2 separate regions of the Homo sapiens genome follow, and region 2 is linked to region 1. A link is a loop called in an ENCODE intact Hi-C map of the cell type or tissue named here. Cell type or tissue: CD14-positive monocyte. All regions are shown on one strand. Links, peaks and the distances in the headings refer to the core of each region. The heading gives the core; the rest is flanking DNA. Region 1 has its middle 13 kb from the start of TNNI1. Region 2 overlaps CSRP1 (cysteine and glycine rich protein 1).

Region 1 (11,439 bases), core at 5,250-7,749:
GTGAAGATAAAGCCAGGCAAGGGGGCGACTTCGGTTGGATGACGAGGGTCCATGGTGGGGCCATTGCAGGACGCAGCATCTGTCTTGCCTGTAAGTGGGATGGATAAGCCTGTATAACATCCACCAGTTAAGACAAACTTTGGATATCATATTATTCTGGTTAAAGGAAGAAAATATAATCATAGAAAGACTGAAAAAAAAAACATCTAAAAGCAGCCCTTCTAGGCAGACACAACACTTTTGTCTGTGCTCACCCCTCAGTGGGGCCCCTGAACTGGGCATGGGCAGCCCCTGCCCTGGTCCATCCCCCATGCTGCCCTCCCCACCCTACGCTTCAGACCCAGAGAACTCTGGAGCCCCCCAAACACTCTTTATCAGGCACCAACCCAGGCCTTGGGGTACGATGATGAACCTTGGCTCCTGTCCCCGCCACTGTCCTCAGCACGGTGCCGGCCTCTTGGATGGTTTGGGCAGCTGGACACAGCCCCTTGACGTTCCTGATCCCCTCATACCGTGCTCACTCCATTCCCATCTTCCCATGCAGCAGATGGCGAGGGACAGAAATTATTTTCTTCTTTGCCAGAGGAACGCACTTAGTGCCAGGGCTAAGAGAGGAGAGGGAGTCCGTGGGGACGGCATCCCAGCCTGCCGTCCTTCCCTGGGGCCTGCTGGGGCAGTTTGGCCCACTCCAGCACCAGGCCCATGTGCCCAGCTGCCTGGGCAACACCCTGGCTCAGGCACCGCCAAGCCCCTCCTCACTCGATGGCCCCACCCTGAACCCCATCTGCTCCCTTCCTCTTCTCCCTGTCACACAAAGGCCCAGCCACAGCCGCTGAGCCAAACTAGAAATCTGAGGGTCCCCCCCTCTGCTCCATTCCCTTCCTCCTCGCAGCCAGGAGAGCAGCAAGTCCTGTCCTGCTCCCCTCGAGGCCTCCTAACCTGCCCTCCTCCACAGACCCACGCCACCGTATCTGTTTGAGCCACTGTCTTCTGCCAGCTTCATGGCAGCAACCTCCTCACCGCTCCAGCTGACTGCTCCGGAAGCCTCTCCATCCCACTGCCGCCCGAACCACCTTCCTTCAATGACAATATGAGGATAAAATGCAAACCTGTGGTCAAGTCACATGCGCTTCTGTGATCACACCCTTGCAGCTTCCCTAGCCCCTATGCCCCCTGGTCCCAGCTGCACAGAACTATTCAACATCCCCAGATCACCAGAGGCTTCTCCAAAGGCCCTTCTCTCCCAATCCACCTATACTCCTACCCTCCTCCAAGTCTCAGTGGAGCACTGACTCGTCCAGGAAGTCTACCCTGGCCACCCGACTGCACTAGGAGCCGCTCCTCCAGGCCCCATAGCCCTGTATGTCCCTCTTTCTACATGGCATCCACAATACTGAAGTCATCTATTTACTCATCTGGGAGAAACTTGAGTGTCAACACTATGTCTTATGCAGTTTTATATTCTCAGTGACCACCACAGTGCCTGACACATAGTAGATGCTCATCGAATAAACGAATGGACAAGTAACCAACACAGAAAGGCACCTTCTGGCCAGACACAGTGCAGGAAATTTGCCTTTCATGGCTCAGGAGGGATCTTTGCTTGTTTCTCAGGGTCCTGAAATAAGGCTAGGAGGCTCATGGCTAAGGGTACAGGGAAAGGGCCGTCTGAGAAGCCATCTGTTTCAAGTTCTTGGCACCTGGAGTGTCTGGGCACCAGATGCCCCCTCTCCCAGAGAGAAGCAGCCGCAGCCACTCACTGACCTTGACATAGGTGATGAACTGCTCGCCCTCCAACAATGTGCTCGGACACACATAGAAACAACAGCTGGGCACTGGGCCTTTGTTGTTGTTAAACTTAGGCCCTGGGAGGTCACCCTGAACTATGACCACCCCCTCCACCCTGTGCCCAGCCTGGGGCCAGAAATGTCAGGGGGAAGCAGGTGCCAACACAGACAAAGAGCCCTGCCCTTGTTTCTGGTGTGTATCCCCACCTCCCTGGCTGCTTCCTCCTCCCGCTCCATTCTCCTCCAAAGCCCCATAACTCCACAGACCCCAGCTGTCCTTCTTCCCTGCTCTCACGCCCTTGCCCCCACCCCATGACTGTTTTGCAGGAGGCTTGGGGAGGAATTGAGAAGGGTGGGACCTTCTCAGTCAGCAGATCTAATGAAGATCCTTCCAGACCCTAGCCAGGATAGGACAACCTCTCCAAAACTCTGAGGCTGGGCTGAGCCTCTTTCTGAGGATAGGGCTTTCATGGGGTCTCACCCTGTTCACAATGGGGCAGGGGGAGGGGCAAGCTGCTACCCTCCTCTCTGTGCAAGAAAGAGGAGGCCTCCCTTTGCTTCCTTATACATGCAGACTCCCAGCCACACTTCAACCCATCTCTTTGCTGCTCATCAGGGCTCAGCTATAGGAAAATTGGTAACACAAAGCCCAGCTCCAAGGTGCTCACTGTCAGTCCAGCAGGGAACGGGACTGCAGACATATAACTACACCCAGAGTGCATCTGCTGCAGCAGAGGCTGGAAACCAAACGGGGGCCTTGGGAGCTGGGGGTGGAATGAATTTCCCCAGCCAAAGCAGGAGGTGGAGAGGGATTAGGCCCCCTAAGACAGACCCCTCTCCGCCCCGTCACAGACTATCCTGGGTTTGCGATGTGGTAATGCTTCTCGAAGAGTGGTCCACCAACTCCTGGGGGTACCATATTTATCTTTGCATTGGATTGGCATGTGGGCTGATAGTGCGAAGGCAATGGTGGGTAAAACTGGTGACTTATTCTTTCCCATGTTGCAGTCATTGGGGCCAAAAAGCCAGTTTTATTTAAGCGTCCTTGATGAAACAGAAAAAAATGTTAATTGTATTAAATTAAATATGTTTAGAATATAGAGCACTTCTGCCATAGACCAAAGTATATGGAATACATATCTATATATCTGTGTAAGCTATAAGTGCTGTATTCCATCATAAAACATCTTTTTTTTTTTTTGAGACGGAGTTTCGCCTTTGTTGCCCAGGCTGGAGTGCAATGTCACAATCTCGGCTCAATGCAACCTCCACCTCCAGGGTTCAAGCGATTCTCCTGCCTCAGCCTCCCAAGTAGCTGGGATTACAGGCATCCACCACCACACCTGGCTAATTTTGTATTTTTAATAGAGACAGGGTTTCTCCATGTTGGTCAGGCTGGTCTCGATCTCACAACCTCAGGTGATCTACCCACCTCAGTCTCCCAAAGTGCTGGGATTATAGGTGTGAGCCACTGCGCCCAGCCAAGGCATCATTTTTACTTGAGAAAAGGACTGATTGAAAAACTATTGTCTGGATGCAGTGGCTCACACTGGTAATTCCAATACTTTGGGAGGCCGAGGTGGGAGGATTACTTGAGCCCAGGAGTTTGAGACCAGCCTGGGGAACATGTAAGACCTCATTTTTACAAAAATTACAAAAATTAGCCAGTCATAATCGTGTGCACCTGTAGTCTCAGCTACTTGGGAGGCTGAGGCAGGAGGATCACTTGAGCCTGGGAGGTCGAGGCTACAGTGAGCTAAGATAGCACCACTGCACTCCAGCCTGGGCAACAGAATGAAATCCTATCTCAAAAAAAAAAAAAAAAAAAGGAAGGGAAGGGGAGGGGAGGGGAGAGGAGGAAAGGGGAGGGGAGGGGACTATTGGCCGGATGCAGTAGCTCATTCCTGTAATCCCAGCACCTTGAGATGCCAAGGTGAAAGGGTCACTTTAGTCCAGGAGTTGGAGACCAGCCTGGGCAACATGGAGAGACGTCGTCTTTACAAAAAAGTGCAAAAATTAGCCACGCGTGGTGGCACATGCCTGTAGTCCCAGCTACTCAGAAGGCTAAAGTGGGAGGATCACTTGAGCACAGGTGGTCGAGACTACAGTAAGCTGAGATCAAGTCACCATACTTTAGTCTGGGCAACAGAGGGGCACCCTGTCTCAAAAAAAAATAAAGAGATGAGAAAAGAAAAAGAAAAACTGTTAATTGGACTTGACTATTTTCTCAAAAATGAACAAAGTAAGCCTGTAACTTTTTTTTTTTTTTTGAAACAGAATCTTGCTCCGTCACCCAGGCTGGAATGCAGTGGCCCAATCTCGGCTCACTGCAGCCTCCACCCTCCAGGTTCAAGTGATTCTTGTGCCTCAGCCTCCCGGGTAGCTGTGATTACAGGCATGCACCATCACGGCCAGCTATTTTTTGTGTTTTTAGTAGAGACGGGGTTTCACCATGTTGCAGGCTGGTTTCAAACTCCTGACCTCAGGTGATCCTTCAGACTCACCCTCCCAAAATGCTGGGATTACAGGCATGAGCCACCGCACCCAGCCTAAGCCTGTAACTCCAAGGAAAACAGTTCAGAGTACTTGTTGCCAATTATAAAATTCAAGCTTTCCAACAAAAATTTGAATCTTGAAAAGTTCTATCTGCCATCATGAGCTTGACAGGTTCCCAAACACGTAAAGACTTTTCAGATAAGATCAATGGTGATATTAAGAATGTAATTGTTTATCATTGTTTAATGTATGAAATGCATCAACATTTGGAAAATATGCATAACTCGGAACATCAATATCCTCCAAATGACCAAGGCATAATGTCACAAAATCCAGAGTATTAAAACTTTATTGATAGGTTTCAGATTGTACATTGTAGCTAACCCTTAAGAAACTCCCACTTATCGAGTTTTGATGTAGTACCCAAGAATATCCACAATTCTCTGAAAATGCTATTAAAATACTTCTCTCAGCCGGGCACAGTGGCTCACTCCTGCAGTCCCAGCACTTTGAGAGGCTGAGGTGGGCGGATCACGAGGTCAGGAGTTCAAGACCAGCCTGGCCAACATGGTAAAACCCGTCTCTACTATAATACAAAAATTAGCTGGGCATAGTGGCGTGCACCTGTAATTCCAGCTACTCAGCAGGCTGAGGCAGGAGAATCACTTGAACCAGGGAGGTGGAGGTTGCAGTGAGCCAAGATCATGCCATTGCACTCCAGCCTGGGCAATAGAATGAGAATCTGTCTTGAAAAAAAAACTTCTGTTTTCTGACTACATATCTATGCAAGACTAGATATTTTTTTGTTGTATTTCTAACAAACAGATTGATTGCAAAGCAGATATGAGAATCCAACTGTTTTCTATTAGGCCAGACAAGTAAAAGGATTTGTAAAAATGTAATAAAATGCCACTCTTCACTAGGTATTTCTGCTCTGTAATTTTATCACAAAACCTTTTATTTATATTAAATAATATTTTATTTGTATTTATTTTTTACATTATAATGTATAATATATTGTTACATTATTTATGACATATAATAAAATAAGTTAACATGTAAAATGGACTTATTATAGTTACTAAATGAATTAATATATTTTAGGCTGGGTGCGGTGGCTCACACTTTTAATCCCAGCACTTTGAGAGGCCGAGACGGGCAGATAACTTGAGCTCAGGAGTTCAAGACCAGCCTGGCCAACATGGTGAAACCCCTGTCTCTACTAAAAATACAAAAATTAGCCAGGCGTGGTGGCACATGCCTGGAATCCCAGCTACTCAGGAGGCTGAAGCATGAGAATCGCTTGAACCCAGGAAGCGGAGGCTGCAGTGAGCCAAGATTGTGCCACTGCATTCCACCCTGGGCAACAGAGCAAGACTCTGTCTCAAACATATATATGTTTACCTTTTTTCTCAGTTTTAATTTCTGATATGGAGAATATTGATAGATTTAACTGACTTAAACAAAAGGTCTTTGGAGTCCTTAACAAAGGGTGTAAAGCGGTCCTGGGTCTCCCTCTCTTGCCTAGAGTGTCACAAACTCCTAGGCTCAAGCGATCCTCCCACCTTGACCACACAAAGCATTGGGATTACAGGTGTAAGCCACTGCACCTGGCCAGGCGTATAAATGTTTCATTCAAAGTTGGTGACCCGGGGCTGCTACACTGAGACCTGACTTTACACCCTTTATTATTAATCTGAGAACAACATTCTATGTTTTTAGCAGATTATTATTGTTATTATCCTGATTCACATTATCATCTACAAAATAACATAAAAGATGAAATAATCAAGAAAACATAAAGTATGATTTTTAATTATGTCCAATGGCAGCCAATAACAGGATTCAACCAATAATTTTTTTTTTAAGACGGAGTCTTTCTCTGTAACCCAGACTGGAGTGCAGTGGTGCAACCTTGGCTCACTGCAACCTCTGCCTCCCATATTCAAGTGATTCTTCTCCCTCAGCCTCCCACGTAGCTGGGACTACAGGCGCCAGCCACCACGCCCGGCTAATTTTTGTATTTTTAGTAGAGACGGGGTTTCACCGTGTTGACCAGGCTGGTCTCAAACTCCTGACCTCAGGTGATCTGCCCACCTTGGCCTCCCAAAGTGCTGGGATTACAGGAGTGAGCTACCGCACCCAGCCCAAGAATTTTTAATATCCAAGTTATTGTGTGTAAGATCAGTCATTGCTAGTGAGCTCCAGGTATTTTGTGGTTTAATAAAATGCCCTGAAGGCACTGCATGAAACAGTGGCATTATAAAACTGTGAATTTTGTTTCAGTACTCCGTGTGGGTTATGTGAGAAAAACCTGGCATTGGCTGACCTAGTCCCGGGAGCTGTATTTCTATTCCTGGAATAAAGAGATAAAGTTCTTCTTCTTGCCACCAGAGGGAGCATTGGTGAGCCTTGGTGCATGTGTGTGCATGTGTGTGCGCGTGCCTGTGTGTGTGTGTGTGTGTGTGTGTGTGTGTGTGTGAAGAGAGAGAGAGAAACAGAGAGAGAAAGGGAAAGAACGTGTGGGTGACTTGTTTGTGACTGACTATATGCCTGAGATCGCTTGGGTGTGAAATTTTCAAAGTGGCTGATTGTATGTGAATGTCCCTCCTCCCTCCACCCACATGATAAACAATCAAAAGTGTTTCCAGTCCCAGCCTCTTATTCATCACTCCCTGAACCTTCCCTGCACGCTTGTTCACAGCTAGGTGATCTGGGTGGATTCCAGGGCTAAAGCTTGGAGAGCAACAAATACAGTTCATGTGAGAGAAGCGTCTTGCAATGCAGTTACTGTAACTCCAACATAGTTGCTTTGGACCTGTCTATCTTTCTTAAAGTGAGGTCTCCCTGTAATCCCAGAATTCCCTTGAGGATCTAAGTGTTCTATGGTTCTTAACTTTTGGAAGGGGGTTCAAGCTTCCTTTGAAAACTTTTGCAATGCAAAAGCATTCACACACATCATTTTGAAAAGCCAAAAGCTATTCCACACCAATTCCAGCGGGCTCAGAGACCCTCTGGAACCCATTCAAGGACACACATGGGAAGGAGGCCTGTAGTGTGTGCACAAGTGTCTCTAAAGACTTCAAGATGCTTCATCCCAGGAAGAGACACCAGCTGCAGTAGCCCCTGCTCCTCTCTGGGCGTGGCCAACAGTGACACTGAGAAGTGGAGAGAGCTTGGAGAGAAGGCGGCTGACCCTAGAGGGAGGTGTGGAGCCAGGAGTGAGTGGATGGTCCCTGATGCCTCAGGAGACCGAGGTATGAAGAAAATTCCCGTTTCCACTATTGAAGGATATTGAGGTTCCCAAGGTGCCTTGCGGAGTCCAGGGAGCCAAGAATCTCACAGCCTGTAACAAAATGATATTCACTCCCAACTCCAGGTGCAGCCACCTCAGAATAATTCAGGGGGTTCAGCCTGGAGTGAAGTATACTCTTGCTATACCCTCCCTGGTATCCTCTCCACCTACCTTGATAAATGTGAATTTTTTGTGATGCAGTCTAAAATCCAGACAGAAGGGAAGCCTGCTTTTCCTGCCTTGTTGGCCACATGAATATATAAAAACTCCCCAAACATTTATAATACATGCAATAACGTGTTTTAATGTCATACTGAGAAGGTAGTGATTAATTCTCTCAGAGGGGACTCAAGAGAAGATTTGCAGGGGGCATAAGCCCTGAGCCAGGTTTTGTAGGATGTATAGGAGTTCATCAGGCAACCAAGGACAAAGGGCACTACAGACCCAAGGAACAGCCTGGCCACGGCACAGTGGCCTAAGAAAGCATGGTGTGTGGGGAACTCTAGCAAGTTTACTCTCACTATGGAAGAGACGAAGGTTAAGAATAAGCCCCAAGGGGCATGGATGTGTTTTGTTTTGTTTTGTTTTGTTTTGTTTTGTTTTGTTTTGTTTTGTTCTTTGGAGACAGAGTCTCACTCTGTCATCCAGGCTGGAGTGCAGTGGTGCAATCTTGGCTCACTGCAACCTCCCCCACCCCAGTTCAAGCGATTCTCCTGCCTCAGCCTCCCGAGTAGCTGGGGCTACAGGTGCCCACCATGCCTGGCTAATTTTTGTATTTTTAGTAGAGATGGGGTTTCACCATGTTGGCCAGGCTGGTCTCGAACTCCCGACCTCAGGTGATTCACCCTCCTCAGCCTCCCAAAGTGCTGGGATTACAGGTGTGAGCCACCACACCCAACCATTGATGTGTTTTAAAGGGAGGCAGAGGAAGAAACTCAGAAGAGGAGAGAAAAAGAGACAGGGCTAGAATAAGATTAGTATGATGTCACAGAAGTCAAGGGGAGACAGAGTCCTGAAGGGACTATTAATATAGTTAATTAATGTGATATTATTAATTTTATTAATAATTAATATAACACTAAAGTCCTCAAAACCCTCTCTGGAAAAAAGCATAGGCCACAGATCCTACCGTGGTTTGTGTTTCTTTTTCCTAAGCGTGTCCTCAACCTTGGCAAAATAAACTTCTAAATCGACTGAGATCTGTCTCAGACACTTGTTGGTTTACAAAACATACAATGCAAACAACAGAACAAAACATCAAAAAACTATGATTAATATTTCCAAAGACAGAGAGATAATATTGCACCCATGAAATGGGAAGAGAATCCATACAAAAAAGGAAAAAATAACATTCAGAAAACAAAAGGAACTCTTTCTCATTCTTTTTTTTTTTTTTTTTTTTTTTTGAGACGGAGTCTGGCTCTGTCGCCCAGGCTGGAGTGCAGTGGTGCGATCTCGGCTCACTGCAAGCTCCACCTCCCGGGTTCACGCCATTCTCCTGCCTCAGCCTCCCGAGTAGCTGGGACTACAGGCGCCCACCACCACGCCCGGCTGATTTTTTGTATTTTTAGTAGAGACGGGGTTTCACCGTGTTAGCCAGGATGGTCTCCATCTCCTGACCTCGTGATCCACCCGCCTCGGCCTCCCAAAGTGCTGGGATTACAGGCGTGAGCCAACGCGCCCGGCAAGAACTCTTAATAATTAGGAATATGACAGCAACAATAACATGTTAATTGGAAGGGCTAGAAAATAAAGTTGAAGAAAGATTCCAGAGGCACAAAAAAAGGATGGAAAATAGATCAAGAAAGATAAGAAAATTCAAGATCATCCAGGAAGTCCAATATTTTACTACTTGGAACTCCAGAAAAACAAAACAAAGAGCTGGAAATGGAGATAGTTACCAAAGAAATTGAACGCACAACGTTCCAGGGGCTAGGGCTTACCAAGTCCCAGCTGTATTATTCACAAAGACCTAAGGCACGGGAGACAAAGAGAAGACACTTGAAACTTCCAAAGAGAAAAATGGGTCACATACAAAAGATTCAAAGTTGGATAGTTTTAGGCTTCTCAAGAGCAACACAGGAAACTAGAATACAATAGAAAAATCTCTTTAAAAAATTTTTTTTTTCTTTTTTTTGAGACAATCTCCCTCTGTCACCCAGGCTGGAGTGCACTGGAACAATCTCGGCTCACTGCAACCTCCGCCTCCCGAGTTCAAGCAATTCTCCTGCCTCAGCTTCCTGAGTAGGAAGGATTACAAGCACGCACCACCACGCCCAGCTAATTTTTGTATTTTTAGTAGAGATGGGGTTTTGCCACACTGGCCAGGCTGGTCTCAAACTCCTGACCTCAAGTGATATGCCCATCTTGGCCTCCCAAAGTGCTGGGATTACAGGCATAAGCCACTGCACCTGGCCCAAAAATTCTAAGAGAAAATAATTTTCAACTAGAATTCTATGTATGCCCAGGTAAATTATCAATTAACTGTCAAGGTAGAAGACAGATATTTTCTGGCTGGGTGTGGTGGCTCATGCTTATGGTCCCAGCACTTTGAGAGGCTGAGGCAGGCGGATCACTTGAGCTCAGGAGTTCAAGACCAGCCTGGCCAACATGGTGAAACTCCCGTCTCTACTAAAAATACAAAAATTAGCCAGGCGTGGTGACACATGCCTGTAATCTCAGCTACTCTGGAGGCTGAAGCAGAAGAATCACTTGAACCAGGAGGCAGAGCTTGTAGTGAGCCGAGATGGTGCCACTGCACTCCAGCCTGGGCAACAGGGTGAGACTCAGTCTCAAAAAAAAGAAAAAAAAAAGAAGCAGAAGAAAGATATTTTCATATATGCAAAGTTTCTAAATTCTCTTGCCTCTTTTCTCAGGAAGGTACTAGAGATTGGGTTTCACCAAAACGAAGGAGCAAATCACCAAAAGGCAGGCATGGGGTTCAGGGAATTTGGGATCCTGTAGGTAAGAGGCAAAGGAAATTCCCAGGACAGTGGAGAGGGAAGCTCTAGGATCACTAACAGCTGTATATGAGGCCCAGTAAGTAACTAGCACAGATTAGAGCGGGAGACTGGGGGCAGGCGAGGGGTATGGAAGAAAAAAAAAAGAAAAGAGAGAAGAGAGAAGAGTGCTCATAACTTCCTCACAGGTTTGGATCTACTGAGCCCTCTAGGCCAAGAGGAAAAAGAGGCTAATTTAGTCATGAAACATATATAGACAACTAAGCAAATAAAAACACGGCAAAACTTAACTTCAGAGAAAACCAAAAATCATATAAGTAGGGAAGGTTAATCATAATATACTACATGGGATGTAAGAAAATTTATCTAATCAAAGTTATGTAACTATTTTTAACTTAACCAAAACTTGAGATGAAACTAAATGTATTGAAAGGATGGGGGATGGGTTTGCATGGGGGCTGGGGTGAGGTTTGCACTGTTCTTGCCTTCCGTCACAAGAAGTCAGTTTAGATAGTATGTATTTATTTTTTTAATTAATTTATTTATTTATTTATTTATTTATTTATTTATTTATTTATTTTTAAGATGGAGTATCTCGCTCTGTCGCCCAGGCTGGAGTGCAGTGGCGAGATCCCGGCTCACTGCAACCTCTGCCTCCCAGGTTCAAGTGATTCTCCTGCCTCAGCCTCCTGAGTAGCTGGGACTGCAGGGGCCCGCCACCACACCCAGCTAATTTTTGTATTTTCAGGAGAGACGGGGTTTTGCCATGTTGGCCAGGCTGGTCTCAAACTCCTGCCCTCAGGTGATCCCGCCTCGGCATCCCAAAGCACTGGGATTACAGGCATGAGCCACCACACCTGGGCTAGATAGTATTTAAACTGAAAAATCTACAAAGAGCACT
Region 2 (11,439 bases), core at 3,743-6,242, 54 kb after region 1:
AGTGGACCAAGGCCCCAGCTCCTTGCCCAAAACCAAAGCCCTTGGGCCCGAAGTTTTTAGCATAACATCCTGCAGAGAGAGGAGAGAGATAAGGGCATGTTCTTCCTCCACCCCCAGCCACACCACCCACCCTCCTGCTGAAGATCCCCCACTCCTAGTGCCCAGCCAGACTGCTAGGGAAGGAAGGTCCACTGGTACCCCCTCACCTCCACAGCACCCCAATCTCAATAGTAAAATAGCGAAGAGGCTCTTGGTTGTACCCTGTACCCATTGCCCCTGCCACCAAAATTATAGAAGCATCATCTGCTGTAAGAACATTGGACTGGGAGTTAGGAAGCCAGGGTCTAGCCCTATGCCTGCCTCAATTTGCCAGATGATGCTGGCCAAGTTGCTTTCCCCCTCTGGTCTTGTTTCCTCATCTGTACAATGAAGGAATCATACTAGATGTTCAGATCTTGGATCCCAAGGCCAGGAATTAGTTTACATTCAGCAAAGGCAAAACTACTTAGCCCCCCTACCCCCTTGGGCCTCCTGACCCTCAATTAGAAGTGAAAACACCCACCTTTGCAGTAAATCTCGCCATCCTTGTCTGCCAGGGTGGTTGACTCAAGGCCTTTGCCACACTTGGCACATCGAAAGCAGGCCTTATGCCAGGACTAGGCAGGGAAGGAAATAGTTAATGGCTGCCACCAGTGATGAGGGTACCCTCCACCCCAGGCCCACTCCCTTTGACATAACCATGGTATAAGGGCTCAAGCCACTTCTGAAGTCTACTCAGCTGGTGCTGCTGGGAGGACATGGCCTATGGTGCAAGGCAGTAGAGGGAGAAGGCCAGGGACCACACGCCACCTCGCACCATCTTCCATGCTATGTTGCAATGGCCTGATGATTAGGGTCACCAGCTATACCACAAAAGGCAGGTGAGGGGGTGGGTTTAACACCAAAGTAGCTGTTACCCCACTGGCTGGGCCAGATGAGCCTTCTCCAGACCCATCTTGCCAGTAGATCAGTGGTGTGAGCCAGGGCTTTGCACTCCTCCTGGTACTGTCACTTAGTACTTGAACAGCCCTCACCAGAAAGACCTCTCTGCCCTGTGTTGCCTTGGGGCCTCTCATAGAGACCCAAAGGGTCTTCTGTGGCCCCTGGAGAAACTACTCCTTAGGACTTTCCCTGCTGAGTTTAATGCATTTCATAGACTTATTCTCCTTCCAAAGTGATACTAGACAACATTGACTCTGGCTTCCTCTGTGCCAGGCCCTGTGCCAGGCACTTTACACTGGTGAAGTCAGTTAGTGTTCACAGCTACCCAGTGAGGGACATACTGCCACCCTCCCCTCCAATAGCTGATAGCCTTTGGGCAAAGGAGGCACCTAATTCTAGAACTTCAGAGGCTGGGCTGGTCCAGGAGAATCCAATTACAAATACCTTCTCTGTGGCCAGGCATCATATGTTTAAATATCTAGTCCTCACATGCATTCTGTAACACAGGGCAAACAGCTGTCCCAGAAAAAAAGTGAGGCCCGAGTTTGTACACAGTGATGGGACGTTGCACAGACAGACTTCTCCGCAGCCAGTTCCCATCAACAGCTGGGCAGGCTAAGAGGCTGATGTGTAGACAGCTCTGCTTAACCCAGGAAAAGCAAGAGGCAGGCAGCAGTCAGATAAGACAAAACAAGGCCTTTTAAGGGCAAAGACACTCCCAGTGCCCAGGCTGGTGGATGAGAAAGGAAATTCATCCCCTCAGATTTCCTGGTTGCCTAACCTTGCACATTGGCTTCTCCTCCAGAGAGCTGAAATGGGGGGACCTGGGTCTAGGTCAGTGCTGGTGCAACCTCAATAGTCACCCAGCCTTTGCTGCCTCCTCTGTAAAGCAGGGGCTGCTACCCCAAGCTCTCTAGGCTGGAGAAAAACTGAATCACACCTAGACCAACACCTCTCCTCATATTTCCTAGCCACCTCCCTGCCAAAATAAGCTGAATCCCTTTGCTCATTCATAAGCACCCAAAAGTACTCCCAGCTCAACATTTCTTGAGCGAGGCAATAGAAAGGTGGGGCTTCTCCCTACCTTTTCCACTTGAATGCAAAATTCTCTTATCCTACTCCTTAGTACAGCCCTAACTTTACCTTATAGCCTGCCTAAGTAATGGAAATAGTGATTCTTAGCTATTCTTAATAATTTTCTATTCTCATAATGAGATAGAACAAAAAACCCAACTTAATAATAATATTAATGTCTCCTGTTTTCATATCCTTTAGTCAATGGCAAGGATCTTCATTGTGACCTCAAAATAATCCCTGAAAATAAACAACAATAATAATAACAATAGCAAAACTGTACTGAGGACATACCAGGCACTACATTGCACATTATACATGTACTATCTCATTTAATCATTAAAACTGCCTTGTTGTTGGGTGTGGTAGCTCACACCTGTAATCCCAGCACTTTTGGAGGCCGAGGTGGGTGGATCGTGAGGTCCAGGCTGGTTCAAGACCAGCCTGGCCAACATGGTCAAACCCCATCTTCACTAAAAATACAAAAATTAGCTGGGTGTGGTGGCGCGTGCCTGTAGTCCCATCCACTTGGGAGGCTGAGGCAGGAGAATCACTTGAACCCGGAAGGCAGAGTGCTAAGATCGCGCCACTGTACTCCAGCCTAGGTGACAAGTGTGAAATTCTGCCAAAAGAAAACAAAAACAAAAACAAACAAACAAAAAAAAACTGCCTTATTTGTCAGGGGCCATTACTTGGTCCACTTTGCATTTCCTCCACCATCCAGGCCCACTTTAGAGCTGAAGAACTGAGGCTTAGGAAGGCTAAATTTTCCCAAGTTCGCTCAGCCAATAAATGGCAAAACTAGGATTCAAAGCAGGCTGTCTAGAGTCCAAGCTCTTAATCACCGTGCTAGGATCCCCTCCCATTTTGCAGCCTTGGAAATGGGTTTGAAGAGGCTAAATGGCCCAAAGTAGCATTAACAGTAGTAACAGCAGTAAGAGCAAGGGCTTCGGAGTCAGACAAACCTGGGCTTGAGTCTGGCTTAGCCCCTTCCTAGCTAGCGGATCTGGGCAAATTATGTAATCCTCCTGACTCCCAGTTTCTTCATCTGTACAACAGGGATACTAATCCCCATCTCTGTCCAACCATGACTGTGAGAGTAGAGATTCTAACACTGGCCTAAGTGTTAATTGTTTAACATTTCTTGATCAATTCCCCTATCCCATTCCTCAAGGTCAAAAAGCCTTGAAAGCCAAAACCTGAATCCAGAAGAGATGAAGATGGGCTCCAGGCCCAGACATTCCATAACCTTGTTGTGTGATCTTGGCCAAGTCACTTTTCTATCTCAGGCCTCACGTGATGCTCCAGAATTCCTCTCTGGCCCCACAGCTGAAAGACATCTCTTCTGTGATTTTCTGACTGCTAATCTGACACTGCAAACCCCAGGGGCAAGAGTTCTGCCTCTTCTCTACTGCAGCCTATCTGAAGGAAGTGATCAGCTCAATTGGGAACTGTTGATTTGCTACAGTGATTCTCACTGTGCATTGGTGATTGGGGGCTACTGTCAGAATATCATGGGGGAAGGGCATGTGCGGCAATTCTAAACAGTGTGAAAAAAGCCTCCTAGGAGGCTCTGGTAGGTCTGAACCTTGAAAATCTCTGCCCTGGGGGTATTTGGATGGGTTTTTGGGAGTCCACATCCCATGAAACAGAATGTATATTTTTGGGATCACAAATCCTTTGAAAATTTAATAAAAGCTATGGATCTTCTTCTAAGAAACAGACAGGTTCCCATGAAACTTTGTATATAATCTTCAGGGCTTTGTGGACCCTCTGCAGCCCATCCACGTACCCTTACTTTCTGTTCTCCTATATTAGAGATACAGATTGATCATTGCCACTCCCTATGAATTGCCCATTGTCCATCAATGCTGGGGATGTTACTGCTCATGGCTGATATGAGCTCCTTGGAGACTGGAAAGCACAGGTACATGCAACCCACAGGGACAAAGAGAAGAGGTTAAACCCCAGTGCTCAGGCTGCCCTGAGCAGAGCTAGGTCACCAATTTAAAAGTTCTGGAATCCACATTTCAGGAAGATATCTCCCCCCATCCCTCTCATGCCCAGCAGCCACCTTACCTTCCCAGCACCAATCACCTTCTCCGCAGCATAGACTGCCTGGCTGCATCGGGGGCAGCGCTCGGAGCCACCAATCTTCTGGGCAAATTTGGATGCATTGGGGTTGGTGGTGGGCCTGTGGCCAGGGGCTCTGCATGGAGAAGGGCATGGGGTGAGGTGACTTACACTGTAAGTACAGGTGGGGCTGGCACTGAGAGGGCATGACCCTACCTTCATCTCATGCCAGAGCAGCGCGCAATTCTCTCTGCCAAAGTCACAAAGGCTAGGGCCTCTAGGGTCATCTCCCATTTTACAGATGGACAAACCAAGCCTCAGCACAATGTTATTTCCATTGTAACATCATACTTCCCTCGGTCACCCAGTTAACCCCAGAATCATTTAACACCCCATTTGCTAAGAATTGCCCTCCTCTGCCCCTCATTCCTGCAGCTGGTCTATTATCAGATTCTTTACAGGAGAAATCTGCTGATGAATCATTCCCACTGGGGCAATGACCTTGGCTGAAACTTGGTAATTCATCCATCATTTCCGTCCACCCCCCAGGCCGAGGAGCAAGCCAGGCTGACTGCCAACAGCCACCATTTACCCAGAGGCCAGGGAGTGCCGTGGGGTGAGGGGGGTGTGGTGGGGCTGATGACACCCTATGGCATTTCGAAGAAAGGGAAATGACTTCTTCTCAGTAGTGAGAGATAGCAGGGCTGAGACAGTGAGGCTGGTGTGGCAACGGTGCTGCCCTGAGCCCCTGATCTGGCTCCGACACTCACTAGCCGTGGGACCCCAGGCAAGTCACTGAGCCTGGGCTGGATTTTCTCATCTATAAAAAGAGGAGGCAACATGGTGAAACCCTGTCTCTACAAAATACAGAATTAGCTGGGTGTGGTGGCACATGCCTGTACTCCCAGCTACTCGGGAGCCTGAGGCAAGAGGATCACTTGAGCCCAAGAAGCAGAGGCTGCAGTGAGCCAAGATTGTACCACTGCACTCCAGCCTGGGTGACAGAGCAAGACTCCCTTTCAAAAAAAAACAAAAAAAGAGGAAATTGGACTAAGTGATTCTTGGGGCCCCTCCCAGCTCTGACTCTCATACAAATATAGAATGCACGCTCCTTGCAGGGAGGAGCCCAGCCTGTTTTAGTCCCTGCTGCATCCCCAGCTCCTGCAGCAGCCTGACACATAGACACTGCTCTGTGACTGCCTTTTAAATAACTGGTTTTCTGAGCCTTCCATTGCTTACCCAAAAATGGTTGTAAATACACATGAGGCCTAATACAGGGTGGGGGAGAGAGCTCAAGAAAAAGGTTGGGAGGGGATCTTTTACTCACTCCTCGTGCTTGATACCCAGCGACTCCCCCTTGTCAGTGCTGAGGGTGCCTGCGCCCTGCCCGTAGCCATAGCCTTTGGGCCCATACTTCTTGCCGTAGCAGGACTTGCAGTAAATCTCCTCACCATGCACGGCCACAGTGGTACTGTCCAGATTCTTCTTGCAGACCACTGTGGAGGGGAAGGGGAAGCGGACGCATTGAGTTGAAGCTGGGGTGACCTTCTTGCTCATTGCAAGCTTCTTACAGCTGAAGCTCTCTGGCCTCTTTGCATACATAATATCCTGATCTTTCAGGAACTGTCTACAAATGGAGGCAGGCGGGATGGCCAATGGGTGGGAGGACAGAGGGATGGGATCTGCATATCCGACTCTAGAAATGCTGGCCAACACCAATTCCTCTTCCAGGAATCCATATGTGTCTCCTTTGGTCCTCTGCACCCCTAAACTTCCTCAGGCTGCAGTGCAACACAGGGTTCAGAGGCAACAGCCTAGGCTGACCCCAAGCCACAGGACGCCTGTTGAGGTTCCTCACTCTGCCCTCAACAGAGACCATATGTCCCAATGGGGGAGGAGGAAAAAGAAAAGAAGGGCAGTTTTCCTGCCTTCAACAGTGGAATCCAGAAGAGACTATCTGTGCATGTTGGCAGGGAGCCAACGGGGGGAGATGCAGGTGATGTGATACCCCATAAGAAATGTTTAACATTTATTAAGTGCCCAACATGGTGGGCTTTGAAATGGGATGCAGCTCATGCTAATCACAAGAGGATTTGAAGTTTCTAATCTCAGAAATCACTTTACCACAGGAAGAAGTGAGGGTCAGACACAGAAGAACTTCCTGACTCCTGGGGTAAGAGAGAGTGGAACGGAAGGAACTAGGGATTGCAATGGTCTGAGCTGGAAAGGCTGTGGGCCTCATATTTCGTCCTGTTAATCTCAGAGGGGAGCTATGCCCAGCTATCCAGAATAAAACAGTTTGGGCTGGGTGCAGTGGCTCATGCCTGTAGTTCCAGCAGTGGGAAGCCAAGGCTGGAGGATTACTTGAGCCCAGGAGTTTGAGATCAGCCTGGGGAAGATGGCATAACCCTGTCTCTATTTATTTAAAAATAAATAAATAAATAAAACTTTTAAAAATAAAAATAAAGTTAAAGCAGTTCAGAGCCTGGGGTCATGAAGAGTCAGACTGCCCAGAATCAAATCCCAGCTCTCTCCCTTTCCAGCCATTTGCAAGTTTTTTTTGCCTTTCCAGCCTCTGTGTCCTCATTTGTAAATGAACATAATAATGTCTGCCCCAAAAGCTGGTGGTGAGAATCAAATGAGATCTGACATGTGAAGTACTTGGCATAATACCCTGCATACAACAAATGCATAATAAATGTTGGCTACTCTTATTAGTATTATATAAAGTTAGTACCATCGGGAGACAAGGAAGTGGGAGGGACAGGCCCCAGCTTCAAGAGATCATTGCTTCTAACTTTCACATACTCCTCTCAAGAGATTCAACTGCATTCTTTTTCTTTACTTGTCCTGTAATCCTAATTCGGTTTGATCATATTCCTTAAATATTGGAGTTCAGCATCTCAGTTGGACGCATCCTCAAACATGTCCTGAACATAGAAACCGAGGGATACCACTGGAGAAGCCACGCCTTTTACCACCCTCGGAGAAGCTCTCAGCTCCTTTCCTTGCAACTGCCATCCTCTTGCCTTTAAAGGGTCCATCCCTCTGCCAGCTCCTCTCTCACCCTAAGCCCCAGGTTGGAGACTTCAGACTAAATAAGGACCCTCTTGTCCTGCTCTGGAGATCTCCATCTCATTCCAGCACTCTGGGCCATCCAAATATGGAACTTCCCACCATTTCCCCCCGGGACCAGCTCCCAAGAAGGAGGGAGAGGGAACCACAGGCCAAGGGCTCCAACATTCCCTTCTAGGGTGGGAAGTCAGGAATTGGCCTGGAATTGTTTTCCTGTAAGATCCCAATTGAACTGAAAATTCCAAGACCAGAGAGAAGGCAGAAAGCAAAGAGTGCTTGGGGGAACAGAGGTGTATTTTGGCTGATCTCTCCAGTAGGAGACCCAGGAACTCAGCCCAGGGCAGACCTCAGGGCCTGCAAGTTGACATCTTCCAGATGGCTCCCCTGCCGAGGACCTCCCTGCTCCTTTCTGCTTTGCCTTGGCCCTTCTGTTCTCCCAGAGGCCCAATCCTGCCCATCGTGGCCCTCTGCCCCTCTACCTCCATCCAGGTGATATACTGAGAGACTCTGCAACTCACCAAAGTCTTTGTAAGATCCACCAAAGACTCAATCAAGGGGAATTTTAAAGGCAGGCCTGAATAAATTTCTACCATATCATGGTAAGCCAATAAGGGGAAAAGAAAAAAAAAAGACTGGATTTGTTGGAAACACATACTTCCAGATGCCACTTTGGTGGGCCCTTGTGATACTGCTTGGAAATAAAGGGAAAAGGCAGCCCCAGGGGAGAGGTCAGAGCCCCCTTGCCCCACTCAGAAATAGAGAATGATTCTCTGCTTCTGGAAGGAAAACCGAGGCCCACAAAACAGTTCCAGATCACGTGTTGGCCAGATGCAGGGCCAGGCCAGAACCCAGCCCCTGACCTCCAGACCTGGTGGTTTTCTGCCAGCCATTGCTCCCCTCCAGTGGGCCACACATGTGGGGCCAAGAGGGTGAAAAGTGTCAGTAAGTCTCAGCCTGCAGGTGAGGAGACGCTGGTGTCAGAAAGTGTGCAAGGCTTCCGTGAGCTTCCCCTGTGCTCTTGGATTCTAGGGAACAGCCCAGGGCCAACCTGTGGGGCCCTGTTCCATCGGCCACCATCACAGAGTTCTTCTTTCCTCAGGGCTGGCTGCTTAACCCACCTTCCCCAGCAGGGAGCTGGGTACAGCTCAGAGATGGGCACATAACCTCAGGGCAGGTTCCCAGCCACGGAGCTGAGCTTTCCCACCAGCCTCTGAACCACCACCTGCTCATAGGATCTGGCAGCCCCTTTCAAGACCATGGGAGTATACTGTAGGCCCTCTCAGTCCCTGGTCCCAGGCCAAGCCCAGGGTGGAGGTCATTCTCCCCACCTTTGCCTATGACATCATCATGTCTTCCTCCCGCCCATTCAGACACTCAGGAAAGGGCACTGATATGGTTTGGCTGTGTTCCCACCCAAATCTCTCCTTGGGCCAAATGGAGATAATTGAATCATGGGGGCAGCTTCCGCCATACTGTTCTTGTGATAGTGAAAAAGTCTTACAAGATCTGATGGTTATATAAATGGGAGTTCCCCCATACAAGCTCTCTTGCCTGCTGCCATGTAAGACATGCCTTTGCTTCTCCTTTGCCTTCTGCCATGATTGTGAGGCCTCCCCAGCCATGTGGAACTGTGAGTCCATTAAACCTCTTTCCTTTATAAATTACCCAGTCTCAGGTATGTCTTTATTAGCAGCATGAGAGTAGACTAATACAGGCATGTAGGTGGGCAAGCTGAGTAGAATCTGGAGCCAAGAACCCACATGGTCACAACTGCTTTTGGGGACCCAACCAGGCCTGGCCAATGAGGGAGATGGCCCTTACTGCCCTTGGCCCAGACCTGGCTAGCCTCTCCCTTCCTCGGGAGGGAAAGTCCTTTGATTCAGTGGGCACCCTGAATGGGGTGAACACTTATCACCCACTTCACTGGAAAAGAGAAATGATGTGCCTTCCATTCATAAACAAATCTTTGTCAGGAACCCACTTTGTGCCAGGTGCTGTGTTAGGCATGATGAATGAGCAAGTTGTGGAGATGGCTCAGCCTGCTGGGACATGTGCAGTGCTAGGGGGTCCACTTGGTGCTCTGATATCCAATAGCTGCACTGGCCCTGAGACCCTAGCGTGACCTGAGACTGCTTCCTGCGGCTGCTCATTGCATAACACCCCCGCACCCCGCCAAGAGCCCTGCTCCCCAGCCTGACTTTCTACAACTGTTTCTCATCCGCAGCGCCCCTCACACCCTGCCCCAGGCCCTGTTCCTTCCTTCCTATGCCACCCCCTGAATTCCTGACTTCCCTCAACCCTCTGACCGACTACTCCTCCGTAAACAGGTCTGCAGGCAGGCACCCCCGCCCACAGCTGACCCCTTATGGTCAGTGATTAAGCAACATCTGAGAGCAAAGAGAGGGGCCCTTAGGACCCCAGCAGCCTAGACCCCCTTCCCAGCCAGCACCAAGCTCTCTCTTATTCCCTCTGGAAAGATAAACGGCTTGGAAATTCCTAAGAGTAGTGAACTGCTGATAACAAGACGCTGCTGTTTCTGGCCTCCTTTGCAGGCTGGAAGCCAACAAAGCTCCACTAAACCTTGTTTACTCCCCATTCATCAGACGCAGCCCTGGAGCTGTCACTCCAGGCCCGGCTGAGCAGGATGTGGGGCCCCTGCTGCCCTGTGCGGGGTGGCCTCAGGTGGGTCTACCTAGCGACAGGCAGAGATGCAAACGTCCATTGAACAGGTGGCTCTTGGCCCATCTGTATCCTACTCTGGAGCACAAATCATGAAACTTTGCTTCGTGTAATGCAGAACAGACAGGACCCCATTCTTGGATCTCCCCATCTTCAGGGGCCTCAGACCCTGGTGAGGGCTTCTTTGTATCACACCATCTTGCTACAGATCCCTCAGCAGTGTGCGTGTGTGTGTGTGCGTGTGCACGTGTGTGCGCATGTGTGTGTGCATATCATTTCTTCAACACTCATAATCATTTTAAGTGCTTTGTCTTACAAGCTTCTTTCATTTTAATTCTCACAACAATCCCATGAGGTAACTATTATTACCTCCTCCGTAATAATGAGAAAACTCAACCAGAGAGAAACTGAGTAACTTGTCCATCATCACACAGATAATAAACACCGAATCTTTTTTAACTAAGACATTCTTCTACCATCCATTCTGCCTACCATCATGGGGAATGTACCTTGGCGGGCACAGTGGCTCACACCTGTAATCCCAACACTTTGGGAGGCTGAGGTGGGCAGACTGCTTAAACCCAGGAGCTCAACGCCACCCTGGGTAATATAGGGAGACCCTGTCTCTCTAAAAATTTTTTTTAAAAATTGGCAGAGCATGGTGGCATGCATGTGTAGTCCTAGCTACTCAGGAGGCTGAGGTGAGAGGATCATTTGAGGTGGAGGCTGCAGTGAGACACTGCACTCCAGCCTGGGTGACAGAGTGAGACTCTGTCTTAAGAAAGAAAATGCACCTTGCTGAAGTTGCCTCTTCTTCTAACCCAGACCTTCTGCTCTGATCACAATGAACCAACTCATTTAGGAACCTGAGGAGAGGCTTCACCAAGTTGCCACATCCTGGAAACATCACCTGGCCCAGGTACCAGTGGGTGCAGCATCACGGTGTCAGGATCCCTGGGTCGACCTGACCTCTGTCAGTTGCTTGGTATTCTTTTGTCTGATTTCTTACTCATCTAGGCTTATGACTGGAGCAAACCTTGCTCTGGCTTCTTAGGAGTAGATATCAGGGAACTTTGTACTCCCTCTTCCTCTCATCCCAGGCTGAGTGGGAATGGGAAGTGAAGAACTGAACAGGCCAGCCTGCAAGGGGCTGAGGAAGGAGGAGCCCCACTCTTCCTCCAGATTCAGCTTCACCATGAGGTTGTGGCCTCTGTTGCCTTTGAACAAGAGATAATTAGGGTGCAAAGGGCTGAAAGTGTTTTCCTCTGAAATGGTGAAATCATGACAGGGAGAGAGAGAAGAGAGAGCTGAGTGGAAAGTTTTCTTAACCAAGTCTTTACAGCTTGGCTTTCAGCCCCTGAACGCCTGCCACCCCGACCCGCTCTGGCCAGTTCATCCCTTAGAAAGAAGCTTCTGAACGGAACAAAGAGGCCCTGAAGTGTTTCCCTGCCCAGCTGCGCTTCAGCCAAATGTCAAGCTGTTTACATCCCATGGGATCAGTTCCCTGGGGTGTTGACAGGCCCAGCCTGTGGGGGCAGGCCCGTCCAGGGTGTCCAA

What was found. Hi-C counts contacts between places; a loop is a spot of excess contacts. Peaks named below come from ENCODE experiments on the same cell type or tissue, not always from the same donor. Only the 100,000 strongest peaks of a DNase experiment are listed, where the experiment ranks them.
Region 2: it touches region 1 in a loop (5-fold over the local background); 63 of 110 quality-filtered maps call a loop at or near these places.

What each region holds. Positions count from the first base shown.
Region 1 is chr1:201,429,187-201,440,625 of GRCh38, forward strand. It overlaps the pseudogene LOC124904582. Among named protein-coding and RNA genes, the nearest start is that of TNNI1, 13 kb to the left of the region's middle. In CD14-positive monocyte, for the core only: CTCF peaks have their summits at 6,623 and 6,822; a DNase peak (open chromatin) is centred at 6,725.
Region 2 is chr1:201,484,721-201,496,159 of GRCh38, forward strand. It overlaps CSRP1 (cysteine and glycine rich protein 1), which reads right to left. Exons shown (of 6, transcript NM_004078.3): 3 at 5,456-5,624; 4 at 4,135-4,264; 5 at 563-656; 6 at 1-69. Among named protein-coding and RNA genes, the nearest start is that of CSRP1, 17 kb to the right of the region's middle. In CD14-positive monocyte, for the core only: no CTCF peak of the experiment used is centred there; DNase peaks (open chromatin) are centred at 4,731 and 5,201; H3K4me3 peaks cover 743 bases; H3K27ac peaks cover 2,138 bases.